Regions from separate parts of the Mus musculus genome. Here region 2 is linked to region 1. Evidence: chromatin loops called from intact Hi-C (ENCODE). Cell type or tissue: heart. All regions are shown on one strand. Each heading gives the region's core, and the rest is flanking DNA. Links, peaks and the distances in the headings are about the cores only.

Region 1 (8,028 bases), core at 1,156-6,155:
TTTGTAGACCAGGCTGGCCTCGAACTCAGAAATCCACCTGCCTCTGCCTCCCAAGTACTGGGATTAAAGGCGTGCGCCACCACGCCCGGCTAGGTTTTCTGTTTTATCCCATGTTTTAGCTTTGTTCACAGGGTCTGATGGGAAGGATTCAGGATTTCTGTTGTTCCTTTAGGTGCGTCAGGGATTAAAAACGTTCTCAAATTGGCCAACCTACCCTCAGCTGTATGTGAGAGGGGATCTTGTTGGAGGATTGGATATTGTCAAGGTAAGAGCTTTTCACTGCTGTTCTCAAGAATTGACATACTTGTTATGTTTAAGCATCCAGCTGGGGTGGTGTGGGGCTCCTCCTCTCCAGCCTGTCAGTGTAGGTGCGCGTCTCATGCTTCCTCCTGCTCAGCTGCCAGGCAGAGGGAAACGCTCTAGCTGAGTGTCCAGATGACCTCAGAGGACCTGCTGTGCTAACTACTGCACAGCTTCCTTCCCTGTTTTCTTGTCTGTCAGTCCATCTTTACCTGGTTCCCGAAACTTTAGGTTTTCTTGTATCTTCCGTATTTAGATCTTTTTATCTCCATCCTTTGGGGCCCAACTTCTTTTGTAAATGTGTATTTCTCCTGCTGGGAACATTTCTCTGCTCTAAAATTCTTACTGCATTTTTATTTTTTGTTAGTTGTAATTGTTTCTCTGGGTCATTTTCCTTTTCCCTTAACCACCCTTAACGTGCAGGCGTGAGGATGAAGACTAGGAGATCATGGTCTGTCTCGGCCTTCCCAGTTCTGAGATTACGGGTATGAGCCATCAAAGCCGGCCCTACATTATTACTTCAAATCCTTCCTGATGCTCTGTTTATTTTAGGAACTTGGTAAATGGTTATTAGACAGTTAAAAAACTTACTTCTTTTGTCTTTTAAATGGGCCTGGCATTTCCTTTTAGTTTTTCAAGACAGAATTTCTCTGTGTAGCCTTGGCTGTCCTGGAACTCCTTCTGTAGTCCAAACTGGCTTCTAACTCAGAGATTGCCTACCTCTGCCTCTTGAGTGGAGACATACCCCGCCAATACCTGGCAATGGACCTGACATTTTGAAATGTGCTACAAGGTGGTCTTATCTACTAGTAACTAACTGTGTTTATTAGCTGTGTTGGTTGCTGTAAACTGCAGCTTTCATGACCCTTCTCTACCCCACTGCTCTCCACCTTGCTCAGTGTGTTGAGGGTGTAACCAGCAGATGTTGGGGCAGCTCCTCCTCCAGGCAGGATAGTGCCCTCTGGCCTTCTGATTGTTTCTCTGAGTTTTAAGTGGAAAAAAAAAATGTAAAACATAGTTAACATTATACAATAAAAGCTTTAAAAACAGGCTTTCTTAATATGGACAAACTCTGGACCAGCTAACCATCAATGAACTCAGGTGTAAAGGCACAGGGCAGGCTTTATTTCCTGTCAAGTGCAAAGTTTGATGGCACTTTGACAACAAGGTATGGGCAAGAATAAGGTAGAGATGTAGTTTTCTTAGTAAATGGTCGCATTCATGGAGAAAAGAAAGCACTGCAGCTTTTAGGAGCCCTGAAGCAACAAGCTAAGTGCGCACTTGCTCCTTTCATATCTGGGTGCACACATATCATATGCAGGTAGACATTAAGTCACAAACTGTCTTTAGATCCGAGATGTTCTTGAGCTTGTTCTTGTCTGAACGATTCACGGGCCATGCCTGAGCCAGATAAAGGGTCTTAGGAGGCCAGGAAGTCGGTGACACCTTTTGGGAACTGTATGACTGTATGATTCCTGTTCAGAACACATGCTGCAAGTTGGTGCTGCTGCTCCTACATTGTGAACATTGTGTCACAGTTTGGGGGACTGTCACTTTGTGTTTTCTGCAGGGTGCAGCTTTTCATCTGTTCATTAGTACACATTCCATAGGGTAATTCTGATTGGCTTCTGTTAGAGCACTGGTACTTTTTGTTGACTTAGTAACTCAATGACTTGCTCAGTCTGAGACCCTAGAAAAGGCACCCCTGACAGGCTGCAGATGGGCTGAGGAGCCATTAGACTTGGGGCCCTTGGCTGAGGGTGTGTGAGCTAGAGAAGATGTGTGAGCTGCCTGCCCACAGAGGAGAGGGAAGCTCTCCAGGGGTCTCAGAGGGAAGAATTCTTCCTCCGTAGAGTTCACCCACTTCCCACCATAGCTTAGCTGTAAATCTGTGACGCAGCAGAGTGCTCGCTTGTGTAGGAAGACCGTGAAAGACCCGATGCTACTGAAGTCTACCTGATTGATGAGTTACGGCTGCCTGGGCCTAGTGCTTTTGTGGTCACTGATCTATCTACTGGTTTAGAACCCTTTTAACTTTGTCCTGACATTGTTTGCCAGCTCTTCCTCCCATTTGTGAGTTCTGTATTTGCAGATTCAACCACTGAAGATAAAAAAAATATGTTTATGTGTTTTAATTTATAGAAGCAAGACTTGGGAGTATGTACATGCCTTTAATCCCAACATTTGACACACAAAGGCAGGAAGATTTCCGTAAGTTGGCTGCTTAGTGAGTTCTAGGACACCCAGAGATTCCATATCAAAACAATGTTTTTTAGTCTGTAGTGACATGGAGTGAGAGGTCCCTGCAGGTGTTACGTCAGGAGGAGAAACAAACCCGGAGAGGGAGAATGAGACTTTCGTCAGCCTGGCTCAAACTTCGGGAATCTGACGCCAGGCAGTTTATGGCCAACATAGTTAATCCCAATATAAATTAGAAAAAAGTTTCCCAATACAATATAATTCCCAGTGCAAAAGAAACTCAACTCAAAGTCCATGAGGTTTCTTCCAGCTGGATAGGTTATAGACATAGCAACCTCTATTAGCTAAGGGCCTAAGGAAGGATCTTGCCTGGATGGTGAGGAGGCTCTTTGGGCCGTCAGCCACCTCTGGGCCTGGCTGTGGGAGCTTGGAGGAGCCTCTGACTTTACAGGTAGTGTAAGGGTCACTTAAGCTATTAGATGTCCTCAGTCTTAGATGTAGAAGCTTCATGAAGCTTGGTCTGAATCAGCAGATCCTGCAGATCACCTAAAGCCTCCTCTTCTCAGCTTCTGGATGTAAGAACAGGTTTACATATTTCCCTTTGAAATGATAGTCCTGTGTGCTTAGCATTCCCAGCTTCCTGGAGATCTGTGGATGCTCCTAACAATGTACCAGCGTTTTCCTTGTCATTATTTCCAAGCAACATTTACATTATAGTTTAGCATGGGAGTGGTGTGCACTGTGTCTTCTACATATTATCATCTGTAAGGAATGAGCCCGAAGTCAGTCTCCATGAATATAATAAAAAGGTGACTCTATTTAGTTTTAAAATAAATTCTAACCTACAATTTATGTTCAGTTTTACTTGTGCAGAGAGAGGAGGGCAAAGAGAGACTTGAATTAGGGCCTTGGCTGTTAGGCCAGTGTTCTACTCCTGCACCTTGTTTTCTATCTTATGGTGTAAGAATGCTGGCATGTTGAAAGCCTGTAGGTTTAATTGAGTGTGTGTCCTTTTGGTGTCAGGTACAGGTAAAAACCTCGTTGCTTAGGTGCTTTTTCCTTTGTGTGACCATATACTTTCTCTCATGCATGCTTTTTTTTCCTCCCTCCCTCCCTCCCTCCCTCCCTCCCTCCCTCCCTCCCTCCCTCTCTCTCTCTCTCTCTCTCTCTCTCTCTCTCTTTAATTTTTAGGAACTGAAAGACAACGGTGAATTGCTGCCTATACTGAAAGGAGAAAATTAGTGAACATAAGCATGGTGTCCAAGGACTGCAAGAAGTAACTAATTACCTTGGAACAGTTGATGATTTGGTCCTGAGAAGTGGACTAACAGTAGAGATACAACACACTCAGCCATGCTCGATGCGCTTCAAAAGGTGTGCTGAAGAAACATGCTACGTTCTCTACGAAGCAGAGAAGGCAATAAACTCTTCAGACTCAGCTAAAAATGATTGCGTGTAGAATGTCTCTGTAGTGATGCTTGTGTGTAGCATGTCTGTGTAAACTTATAATCGCTGTCACTAATTCCTTTAAATCCCTTTCTTAACACATGGACCTCCTGTAGCACTTAGGGAAGGCCTCTTACAAGCAGTGTGCTTTAGTGCTCAGCTAACTCCTGTACCAGTCCAATAGCTCCCCTCACTGGCCAGAGGACGCCTCACAGCCTGGAAAATGCAACCCAAAAGTTTATCCTGCAGAAAGCCAGATGTTGTACCAATATCCAGAAGAGGGAGCAGTAGCGACCAAAGGGGAAGCACCCTTCAGTCTTCATTGCAATGAATATACTAATTTTGCCTTCCAATAGGCAGAGAATATTCTAAAAGTCATGGAAAATTTAAATGTAGTTTTTCCACCCTGACTTGTTCCAGTAAGCTTTGCTGCACAAGCCTTTCTTAGGATTTCTGACTTCACAGCTGTGGGATCTGGGTATTGGCTGCCTGTGGGATGTTCTTAAATGATCATGGCCTGCTGATCTGGGCTGTGAGGCATTGCGCAGTGAAAAGGAAAGCAGTGTTTGCCGGTAAGTGGGATGAAAGCGGCCAAGGTCGGAGTGTGAATCCAGCCTCTGTAGAACTCGGGGACTGCTGCTGCCTTGTAGCCTGGGTCCTGTTGCTTAAGGTGGAGGGATCGAAACAGCACAAGCTTAGAGGTGGTTGGGGCCTGGCTTCCTAGGGTTAGGATGCCTATGAGGGCCTTTAGGGAAAACAAGACTCTTCATTTCCACTGAGAGAAAACCATTGAGTAGGTAAAACTTTTACATTCGTGTAGATGTAAATATCTCTTGAGTTCTTATCAAGGCTTCCTGTGTGCCTCATGGAGGTCTGACCATATTCGTTACTTCCCTGTTGCTGAGCTAAAACACTGGGACCAAGGCAGTTTCTAGAAGAAAGTTACTTATTTGGTCTGGGAGATAAACATAGTAAGCCATAGGAACAAGAGAGAGCACGAGAGAGAGAGAAAGAGAGAGAGAGAGAGAGAGAGAGAGAGAGAGAGAGGGAGGAGGGGGAGGGAAGGAGGAAGGGAGTGGAGAGGGAGGGGGAGGGGGGGAAGAAAAGCATGCATGAGAGAAAGTATATGGTCAATGGCTTAAATGGTGCAAGTTAAAACTCCAGTGACATCCTCAAACAAGGCCACCTAAACCTCCCAAGCAGCATCCTCAGCAGGAGGAAGTCTTCAGAACCCGGAGACTATGGGGGGCATTTTTTATTCAGACCATCTGTAGGAAGACTGGCTTTCTTTGGTCTCGCAAACGGAAATTATTTGTACAAGGCCTTTGCCATTTTTATTTTTATTTTTTGTCTGCCAGTGCCTCCTGTCCTATTCCATTATCCTCACCCCTTATGCTTTGTGTTCCAGTTTCTTTTCTGTTGTGAGAGAACACCCTGACAGAAATAACTTCAGTAGGGAAGCCAAGGCAGGAACCAGAAGCAGCAAGGACAGGGTGAAAATGAATGCATTGAAGTCCATAGCTTCTAGAGTCGGCTCTGTTGCCTGCATTGAAGTCCACGCAGGTTCTAGAGTGGCTCTGTTGCCTGCATTGAAGTCCACGCAGGTTCTAGAGTGGCTCTGTTGCCTGCATTGAAGTCCACGCAGGTTCTAGAGTGGCTCTGTTGCCTGCATTGAAGTCCACGCAGGTTCTAGAGTGGCTCTGTTGCCTGCATTGAAGTCCATGCAGGTTCTAGAGTGGCTCTGTTGCCTGCATTGAAGTCCACGCAGGTTCTAGAGTGGCTCTGTTGCCTGCATTGAAGTCCCGCAGGTTCTAGAGTGGCTCTGTTGCCTGCATTGAAGTCCCGCAGGTTCTAGAGTGGCTTTGTTGCCTGCATCTGCCACACCTATTCATTTCCTGAGGGAAGGCAGCAGGGTGTGGATGTTTATTGGGTGTCTGTTGGGGAGACTCCCAAGTGTGCTGTGTGGAGTTCAGCAAGTTTGGATATGTCTGAATACACGAAGGCCCCAAATGGGACACCAGTGCCACCTCTTCCAAGGCCAAGGGGACATTCCAGAAGAGGGAGTGGAAGCACCATGAAGTCAGAGATAATGCAGTCAGGAGGGTGGGAGGCAGGGCATGGATGGGAAGAAGGGTGAGAGGAGGAGGGAATGAGGGCAACATTGTCAGAAGTTAAAACTCATCCCCAGAACAGTGTAACATGCTCAAAGCGAATGGTTCGTGGGGCGGTGCACATACAGCACCTGTCCTGACAATTGAAGCTGAGGCTCAAAGCTTAAGATTTTCTGGGCTTGGTGACACATTTGTAACCTGGAAGGATCAGGAGGTAGATGGAGGCAAGTCAGCCTGACATGAGACTGTCTCAAAAGGTAAAAAGCAAAGGCCGGGGAGATGGCACAGGACGTCAGAGCGCATACTGCTTTCCGAGAACCCATGTCTGGTGTCTCAGAACTGCGTCTGTCATATGAGGGCAGTTGTGTGTATAATTATACATAAACAAGTGTACATACCTGCAATCAAGACGGCCATATGCACAAAATTGAAAATGAAAAATTGTAGGAGTAAAGAAAGCCAAAAATGGGGCCAGGCGGTAGTAGTGCACACCTTTAATCCCAGCACTTGGGAGGCAGAAGCAGGCAGATTTCTGAGTTGGAGGCCAGCCTGATCTACAGAGTTCCAGGACAGCCAGGGCTACACAGAAACCCTGTCTCGAAAAAGAAGAAAAGAAAAAAGGGAAAAAAAAAAAGCCAAAAATGCTTAATATTTCAACATGGAAGAAGATTTCATTTCTGATTAAATTTTGAAATCATTTTTCTTAAAAATGGAAAACTGGGATGCTTGCAAATTCAAGCATCTCTGAATAAAAATGACTTAGTTCCTTGCAAGCACATTCCCCCTTTTACTGCACATGTCTGGTGTTACAGGAGCAAGCAGCCCCAGCTGAGAGGATGCTCTAGCTAAGTCTTCATAGCTGCACTGCACAGCTGTTCAGATTTGAAGGGCTCCTGGTAAGCTGCTTTTAGGGTCTTTAATGGGCCGGACATAGACCCTTGTCCCAAACCTGCAGGAGGAATATTGGTGTGCATAAGGTCCCCTGCAGTGGTCCATGCTTTTAGATTTATTTATTGTATGTGCATGTGTGTTTTGTCTGCATGTGTATCTGGGTGAGTACTATGTGTGTGCTTGGTGCCTGTGGAGGTCAGAAGAGGGTGTCAGATTCCCTGGAACTGGATGTAGGGATGCTTGCAAGCATCATATGAATGCTGGGAACCAAGCCCATGGCTTCAGCAAGAACAAGTTTTCTTCACCACGGAGCCATCTTTTCAGCACTCTGTTATGTTCTAGTGGGGGCAGCATAGCCTTACTGCCTCTGCCTTCTATGTGTGCCATCGGGTCTAGCAGCAGCTGCCATTCAAGCCAGGCCCATGTCCAGCCCTGGGCTATGCCTGAAGCACTGTGCATTCTATAGGAGAGCTGTGCCATCTAGCGGGAAAGGGAAAACTTCTGGTTTCTGAATGGGGTGTGTGTGTGTGTGTGTGTGTGTGTGTTTACCTGTGTCAGGAGTAGGATGGCTTTTTAAAAGCTCCATGACCTGGCATATTCTGACTCTGAATGTGCTTTTCTGTGCTGCCCCACTCTCATCGAAATGGCTACCAGTGACTAATTGTTAAACACACCTAATAGTTCTTTATAAAGTCACACTGATTTCGAAGAAGTTGCAGTTTTCCCACATGGACACTAGATGGGGAGCTTGCCTGAATTATGATCATGACCCGGGTGTGGGTGATGTTCATCTGGGGAGAAGAGAGGGTTGGTTGGTAATTTGGGGCGTTAAATTAGTTTTTATGCTACCAGGCCAAGTTTTTTTTTTTTTTCTTTCCCCAAAAGCAATGGCCATAGCATGCTGAAAAAGCTAGAAGAAAATTGGAAGCCTTCAGAAGCCTACCGTCTACCCCACCCACATATTAAAACATTCTTTTTCTGTTTTATCAAGAAGTGTCTCCCTCTGTAGCTGCCAAGTCGTGTCAGAAGGGTCGTATCCACAAATCATGAACACAAGGTGTACAGTGCCTGCTACACAAGG
Region 2 (8,028 bases), core at 1,760-6,759, 1.6 Mb before region 1:
CCTTGAGGAAGCAACAGGGTCTCTGCTGCAGGCTATATTCCAGAGGGAAAAATTGGAACACTTGAGAGCCAGAATAAAACATGAACGTAAAATGCAAGAGAGGGGAAATTTCCAGGGAGCGTTTGCCTACTCTCACGCTAATAGAGCGAGACAAGCAGGCTGTTGTTGGGTTCCAGGCACTCAGGAGCAGGCTCCCAACCTCCGGGGGAGGCAGGCTGGAGAACGTGGCCCTCCAGGTGTGAGAAGGCAAATTTGGAACCCATGCCACGCTCTCTTTAGAGCCAAGGTGGAAGCCTGCAGCTTCCTCTACGCAACTAACAAACTGGGACAGGAAGCAGGCTGGGAAGAAGGAAGGCTGCAAGGGGAAGCTGACGCCAGGGGTCCACCATGTGGGGGCAGCAGCTCTGAAGATTCCCAAGGAGGAGGCTCTTGGCAACTGAGGTGCCAGCACAGGCGGTGTGCCTGCTCACAAGCATGCCGCACATCTTACAGTATAATGAAGGAAAAAAAAAATCCCATTTTAATATCAGTCCGAAGTTTCCCTGTACACCCTTTCATATTTAAATTTATCTCCAGAAAATTATCCAACACAGTTAAGACGCGGGTGAAAGAAACTGATAAAAGCGCAGAAATCACAGCCGGGGTGGAACAACCCTTAGAAACATCACAGTATGTGGGTGATTTTCTGAGCGGATGAAACGGGGCTTACAGTTTATGCTGGGAGTGTTTGAGCTAAATTAAGTCATGAGGGGAGATAACACAATGCACAATCATTTTAAGGTAATTGAATCATGAAAACTAAAAATTTGGAAGAAAACAGATATTTTACTTAATAGAAACCATCTGTACCGTACAGTAGGCAAATTGTGTAAAAATGAATAAAAGTGTCTCTGGAGGAGAGTGGCTCGGGCGCCGGAGTCTGTAATGAAGATGTATATGGGCCTTTTAGCGCTCGCATTGTCTATTAGAGGAGGTAAATCGCAGCAGCGGATAAGGGAAACAGTTACAAATTTTATTACCATCATCTGACTGATGACAAATGTCGCAATAGAAATAACACATAGGAGATGGGTCTGTTCCCCAGCCCTAGCACCTTCCGCTTCGTACCCATCATCACCAGAAATCTTTATTGAGCAAGGGTCACCAAGACCCCTTTGTCTAGTTACTATTGGTTTAGTGGCTGCTACCCACGAGGACTATCTTTTAACGTGTTTAGGCTCTGAGTGTGCCGTTTGATTTGATTTGACTCCACTGGGGAGGCAGCTAATTTAAACATTTCTGGAGTGGCTTTTGTGCCCGACTTTTGGCTGCAGGGACGCGGGCGGTTGATCTCCAAAGTGTTTCTTTGCTCGAGTTGACCCGCATCAAAATGCATTTATTTGACAGGATACTTTTGTTCTGGAAGCTGGCCTGACTCACTCAGTCTCCGTAGCTGAAGGTCGAGTGGCCACATTTTTTTTCAAAACAGGCACTTACTTGTTCCTAATCTGCAAATTAACGAAATAGTCACAACTGCTAATGATTCAGGATCAGGCCTGAAATACAGAGGGCTTGAGTAATAATCAGCTTTTTAAATTAAGTTGGTGACAACCACTATTAGCGGCTGTGATTTAATAATCCCAATAAATGTGCACATTTTTTAAAAAAGGGGGCTCTTTGTAATTTTTGTCCCAGCATTTGCAACTGAATCTTTTAATGAAGGGAACACAACAGTTTTATGTTATAGACGATGCCATAATTGGGAAATCAAAGCTCCTTCAGACACCTAGAGCCCGAAGCAGGAACCGAACACCGAAGGATGCCCGAAGCAGGAACCGGTGAAATCAAGTTTCTAGTTGTGTGTGTTCCGATGATAACTCAGACCAGGAAGAGAATCTGATTCCTTTTGGATCTTATGCATTTTGGGGCAATAAGAAACAGATCCCATTAGCAAATATGTAAAGGCCTCCCTTAAGAGTTAGACTCGGGCAAATTTAGAACAAATGAGATGTAATTTTTCTATCTTACAGGCTTGCCTGTTTTACCTAATATTATCATAATGAATTGGCTTCAGCAACTGAAGGTGGGGAAAGAGAGGCGTGCCTGGTAAGGAGGGGGCGAGTGCAGCAGAGGCCTGATCTCCCCTGCTGCCCTGACCTTGTGCCCTTTCCTGACCTCAGTCTGAACGCCTGGGGAAGTCACCTCATCCCCACAGAGCAACCCTGCCTAGCAAAGACAAGCTGTGAGGAGAGAGAACCATGTGGACCCCCACCATAGACCATGGCTCATGGCACCTTTGCCCCCTCTTCCTGCCTCTGTCTCCCCATTGCCAGCAGCACTTCTTTTAGTGGTCAATTGAAATTTTATGGCTACGTTATTTAAAAAACACCATAGAAGAGCTGAATGAGGGAAGGATGATGGAAAGGCTGCTTGTCTTTTACCATAATTACTCTTGATAGCAATTTGAACTAATTTGCATTAAAACACCCATTTAGCCAAGCTGCTGAAGATGGGGACTTAGTGTGTGTAGTTTGTAAGACCTCAAGACGCCTCCCGATCTGTGTTGAGTTTAAACTACAGAGCCCTGCAAGACACTGCTCCATACCTTTTTCTGCCAGGCCAAAGCTTGCCCTCAGTAACCCTAGTGGCATGCTGGGTTGCATGGCAAAGGGCACACCTTCCTCATAGCTGCACTGTGCAAGCCTGGAGAGTCAGAGACAGAGAGGGTGGCTTAAAGACCCAGGTTCCTTCCCTTCTTGGGGTGATCTTCATGTCCCTTCTCTTCACTCCCCTGAGGCTGTTTATCTTCAAAGCACAAAAGATACCAACAAAACACTTGCAGCTTTGCCCTCTCTAGATCTTCTATTCATATGTGTGTGTGTAAGTGTGTACTTCTCTTACACAGTGATGGGCTTTGAGGTGTGACACTGCCACACAACTCCTTGGCTAGTAGCTATGCCCTGTCACTTAGGCCAGGCTGTGCGAGTTGGGAAGGGCTGGCTCTGTGTTTATGAAGATGGTACAGCTGTCTCCCTGTCTGTCTGTGTTTTCTGTGTGTATGTCTGCATTTGGTTTCTCAATGCTGCCCCTGGATTTTATTTCAGAAAGAGAAAACAGAAGAAGATTTAAGCCTGATGAAGTACTGAGGACCATTTGGACCCTCTGCTGTCTTCTTTACTTTGTTCTTTGCTGCAAATATCTTCTGTTTCTGCCCCCACCCCCACCCCCGCCATATTTGAAGATGTTTGAATCTAAAAATCAAGAGGAAATGAGTTAAAACTCAAAGCAGGCATTTCTGCGAGTCTGGCAGTGAAGTCAGGGGGAAGGATATCCAGTGGGTGGAAGACCTAACTTTGAATTCTGTAAACACTGCCCCCACCCTAGTCTCTCCCTATGAAGAACCTGATACCCATGGGGACAGTACACTTAGGGACAGTGGCTTTTTCCTTTATTTGTGTCAGTTTCCCAAATGTGCACATCCTCTGAATCCATAGAACATGCACACGTGCTCCTGAACAGACAGAATAATTTCTGAAATTAGATGCTACAGCTGCAATTAGCCAAAGGCAAGTACAGTAGCTCCCCCCTCTCTTCTTGTCTTCTACAGTCCTTCCCATCTCTCTTCCCTCGCCCCCTTCTTCTCCTCTCACGCCTTTGCCCTTTCGCCTTTTTTACATCTCTCTCTTCCTTTCTCATAAATAAGTACCTTTTGGATTTTTAGGCCCTGCCTCTCACAGTCCCCTCCTGCCCACCTACCTGCAGGCTGCACAGAACACAGCATCAAAGGGTCAGGACCACCAACAAGGTGTCACGGAGAAGGTGACTCAGGATGCAGGGCAGGTGCCAGACTGCTCAAATAAGCATCACCCCCCCAACAGGTTCTCGGGACTGAGACCCTTCTGGTAGCTGGGGATCCTACAGAGGTCAAGAAGCCCCGGGTTAGAGGAAGAAAAGGGGAGAAAGGCAGCGGGCAGATAGCTCCTGCTGCATCCCACTGGGAACCGGGTGCGTTGACAACTCTCAAGCACAAGATGGCACCCTTAAGCTTTCAAAGGAGTCAGGCTCCTCAGGAAACATGACACTACCCTGGCCAGCTGCCTCCTTCTAGGGAGACTGGAGAGGTCCCTTTCCAGTACCCACCAGGCCAGGGGTCTGCTTCACTCTTCTTAAGGCTATGCAGCTGCACAGAGGCCCACCAAGCAGAACCCCTCCTGCCAACCCAGGTAGTTTCTCGTGTGGGCTTTGCAAGTCTGTTATGGCTGGACTCCCAGGCTTTGTTTCCCAAGTTGGAATAAAGGAACTGCACCGGGAAGGGGGCTTTGAGAAACAGAATACCATGCTGGCAGAGGCCCCTGTTGTCCAGGACATGCCACCAGGCTGATGGATGGCTCTATCATTATTTACCAAATTGTGGCCCAGAGCCACACTGGCAAAGGCTTATCAAGGTGGGGGTCTCTGGGCATGTAGAAAGTCCCCTGGGTCTTCTCCCACCGGGCTGACACCCTGAGCACACAAGAGCTCTTCTGTGGGAGAGAAGCTGTTTTTCTGGATCCCATGTTTCCCTTGACTGTGATTAGCTACCTGTCTGCCTGTGAGTCCCAGAGGACAGGGACCTGCCAGGGCCAGATGCCCATCATTGATGGGCAAGCGCTGGCTTACTGCACAGGCAAGGGAGTCAGATTGGCCCTGGAGATCAGCTCTGGGACTTGGGAAGTGGAAAGAAAGGGTTGAAAGTGTTCTGTAGGAGCCAGGCCAGGAAGTGTGGTGGGAGTAGATGTGAACGTGTGCTGTGAAGATGAAGTGGCTTGGGCAGGTGCTCATGCCGGCCAACTGAAGACAGTAACAGACCCAATGCTGCCTCTGTGAGAGGACCGCAGGGATGGACTTATGCCTCCCATGGAGGGGAGCACTCTCACAGAACACTAGAACCCATAGGTCACAGCAGGGTTGAAGCCTTTTTGTTTGTTTCTCTGTGCACACACAGATATGAGCATGTTAACCCATGTGTGTATATATTGTGTGTATATATATATCCGAAAAGCATCACCAGCAGCTCTCTATCGGGGAACAATGTGGATTTAGAACTCCATAGAGCTGGGTTCTCATTTGGTTGTACCACTTCTATGCAGGTGACTCTTAATGGTCACTTGGCCTCTGTGACCTTATTGGTCAATGGGATGAAAGTGGCCCCTCCATTTACAGTAGACCAGAAAGCTGTTAGGTGGGACTTTGCAATTGCTGGGTATCCCTGTGAACCTTGTTGTTTTCCAGCTCATACCTCCTGGTCACCTTGTCACCCTGATATGGAATCCCATCTCCAGTCTCCTCCCATCAGCAGCTGTTTTAGAGAATATCGGTATGCATTGCTGGACTCCAAACCCACGTGGGCCACCTTATATGCTCTGTCCATGAGTGCAGGAGTCGGAGATGTGATGGAGGGCAGGATTGCTGCTCTTTCTTCTGTGCCTGTGGGGAACCCCGACTCACTTTCCAGCCCTTGCTTTACCTTTTCCATTTCTTGTGTGCTGCATACCTGTGTGGGCAGGTTTTTCGTGTGTGGGGGCATACCTGTGTAGCTGCACACATATGCACATATATGTGGAAGTAAGGCTGGTGTTGGGAGCCATCCTCTATTGATCTTCTACCTTAATCACTGAAGCAGGGTCTCTCAAACCTAGAGCCCGTTAAGATGGCTCGTTTTAGCCAGCTTAGTCTGGGGAATCTACGGTCCCTACCTTTTGAGGCAAGAATTACAGGAGGCACACCACACTCATCCAGCATTTACGTGTGTCTGGACACCCAAATGTTGGTCCTTACACTTGCCGAGCAAGTGCTTAGTCACAGAGTCCTCCCTCCTGCATCAGTTGTTCTTGAAGTAAGGTTCACCTACATATGGCTTCTGACTTGAGCAATTGTCACTTAGTCAAAGACTTGCTTGAGGGTCTAGATACATCTATAGAAGAATGCTCTGTCAGAGGGTGAACCCATGAGAACCCAAGGGCATGGCTAATAATCCAGTAGTAATTGGCCTGGACAGTAACACGGAAGCTGCTGAAGGTGTTGACCATCCCCTCCACATACACCCTCCTGGGTACTCAGGGTAAGAACAAAGCTTGTCTTTAGGTTGGGAATAAAATCCAAGGAATTAAAAATCTGTGCATATTAACCCAAAGAAAATACACTTACCTTCCAATATACGATGATGGGATTCGAACAAAAACCTTTTCTTCCCGGGCAAAGAATGTTATGCTCAGTGAGTGGTTGGCTGGGTGGACCTTGGCAGTCTTTTCTGTTCTGAATATAAAGGGCACCATGTGCTGGGAAGCAACCTAGGTCTCTCTGCCATTGCTCATTGGTCACCTTTTACAGAGGGCTGTAGTATAGAGCAGTGGTTCTCAACTTTCCTAATGCTGTGGTCCTTCATGTTGTGGTGACTCTCCAGCCATAAAATCATCTCGGTGTTCTTTCATAAGTGTAATGTTGCTACTGTTATGAAGTGTAATTAAATATGAGATATGTAGGATATCTGATATGCAACCCTGGTGAAAGGGTCCTTCGACCTCCAAAGGGGTCGCAACCCATATTTTGGGCGGGAGGTATGGGGGACTTTTGGGATAGCTTTCTAAATGTAATTGAGGAAAATACATAATAATAAAAAATTTTTTAAAAAAGAGAAAACTGTTGGTCTAGACCCACATGTACGTGTCCTATTCTTTATGAGCTCAAGGACAGCAGGAAATAGTGGAGCTGTGGGGAGATGGTGACACCAGCACCTGCCTCCCTGCTCTATCCACACAATCTTGGTACAGCCCTGATGAGTGTGACCAGCCACCCTTGCCTCAGAGCTCTGAGCTACATCCCTACCAGCTTTCTGTGGTGACAAGCTTCATGTCCCCAGCCTGGGTTACCATAGTAAAGACAACTCTCAGGAGACACAGGTCTTGTCCTGCTTCCCAGTGCATGAGCAAAGTTGTGCCTGGAGCTTCCATTCTCTAACTTGGCAAGAAGCTCTATGATTCAAGCGACTAGGGCAGTGCGAGCCTTAATACTTAAACTTCTCTCATGAATCTCTCTCTGTAAAGAGCACTTATGGATGCGTGGCAGCTTCAAGGTCTGGATTATGCTGATGGTGCCTCTGTCCTTGGAGAGTTTTGTAAAGACATAGTCACCGATGTAAGAAAGGTTGGGGACATCATTGAGGAGGTTCTGATTCCCATTCTCCGCTAAGAAACTCTTTGACAGAAATATCTTGTCAGTTTACATAGATGGGGTGGGGGAGATCATTCACTGTGGACATACTAAGGGTTCCAGCATGGCATCTGCGCTCAGGGAATTCGAACAGTTTTTAGAAGACAGCGCATTTCAGGGTTGTCTGTGGGAATCACTATTTGGTTGGTAAGGAGATCAGAGAGACAGTGGTAGGAGCTGCTGAGATGTTGGTTGGAGATTAGAGGCTGTCTTAAGATGTCAGTGTTAGGACAGATGGGGAACTAAGGGAAAGAGTGGAGTGGAGGTGACATTAACAGATGGAGGCAAAAATGACAAGGTAGGTGTGAGCCTGTCCTTATAAGGTTAGAGATGTCTCTCCCAGAAGCTGTCATCAGGGTATAACTTTACCTAAGGAACATTCTCTCTGCAATGCAGATTTTCTGTCTGCCCATCATCTCTGGCCAGCTACTTCCTGCTGCCTGAGATGACTCTCTGTCACTTTCCTCAGGTAAGTGGCCACTCTTGGATTTGAGTGTGTAGCAACTGGATGCCTGGAGGCCACAGATGCAATTCCCATTTATAGCACATGCACTCCTGTGTGCAAGAAGCATGGCCCATGCCTTCTCCCTGGCATTCTGAGAAGGAGAGATGCTGGGATGTGAGATGCCCAGGTTGTGCAACTGTGAAGCTGTCCTCTGTGCTTTCCTCCTAGCCATGAGACATGGGCAGGGACAGCAGAAGCACCCATCCTTGTGTGGCTTGGAGAACTGAAGTTGTCTTACTATGCCTGCAGGAGGAAGCATTTGCTCTGGACTTGCAGAAGCCAATGAAGTGTATAGG

What was found. Hi-C counts contacts between places; a loop is a spot of excess contacts. Peaks named below come from ENCODE experiments on the same cell type or tissue, not always from the same donor. Only the 100,000 strongest peaks of a DNase experiment are listed, where the experiment ranks them.
Region 2: a loop joins it to region 1, with 5 times the contacts of the local background. A loop is called at or near these places in 5 of 42 quality-filtered maps.

Annotation. Positions count from the first base shown.
Region 1 is chr7:137,464,243-137,472,270 of GRCm38, forward strand. Glrx3 (glutaredoxin 3) reads left to right here. Exons shown (of 11, transcript NM_023140.5): 10 at 173-265; 11 at 3,691-5,389. The coding sequence ends at 3,741. Among named protein-coding and RNA genes, the nearest start is that of Glrx3, 31 kb to the left of the region's middle. In heart, for the core only: a CTCF peak has its summit at 4,163; no DNase peak of the experiment used is centred there.
Region 2 is chr7:135,833,216-135,841,243 of GRCm38, forward strand. No RefSeq gene overlaps it. Among named protein-coding and RNA genes, the nearest start is that of 6330420H09Rik, 17 kb to the right of the region's middle. In heart, for the core only: a CTCF peak has its summit at 3,999 (motif pointing right); a DNase peak (open chromatin) is centred at 4,036; H3K27ac peaks cover 873 bases; H3K27me3 peaks cover 2,649 bases.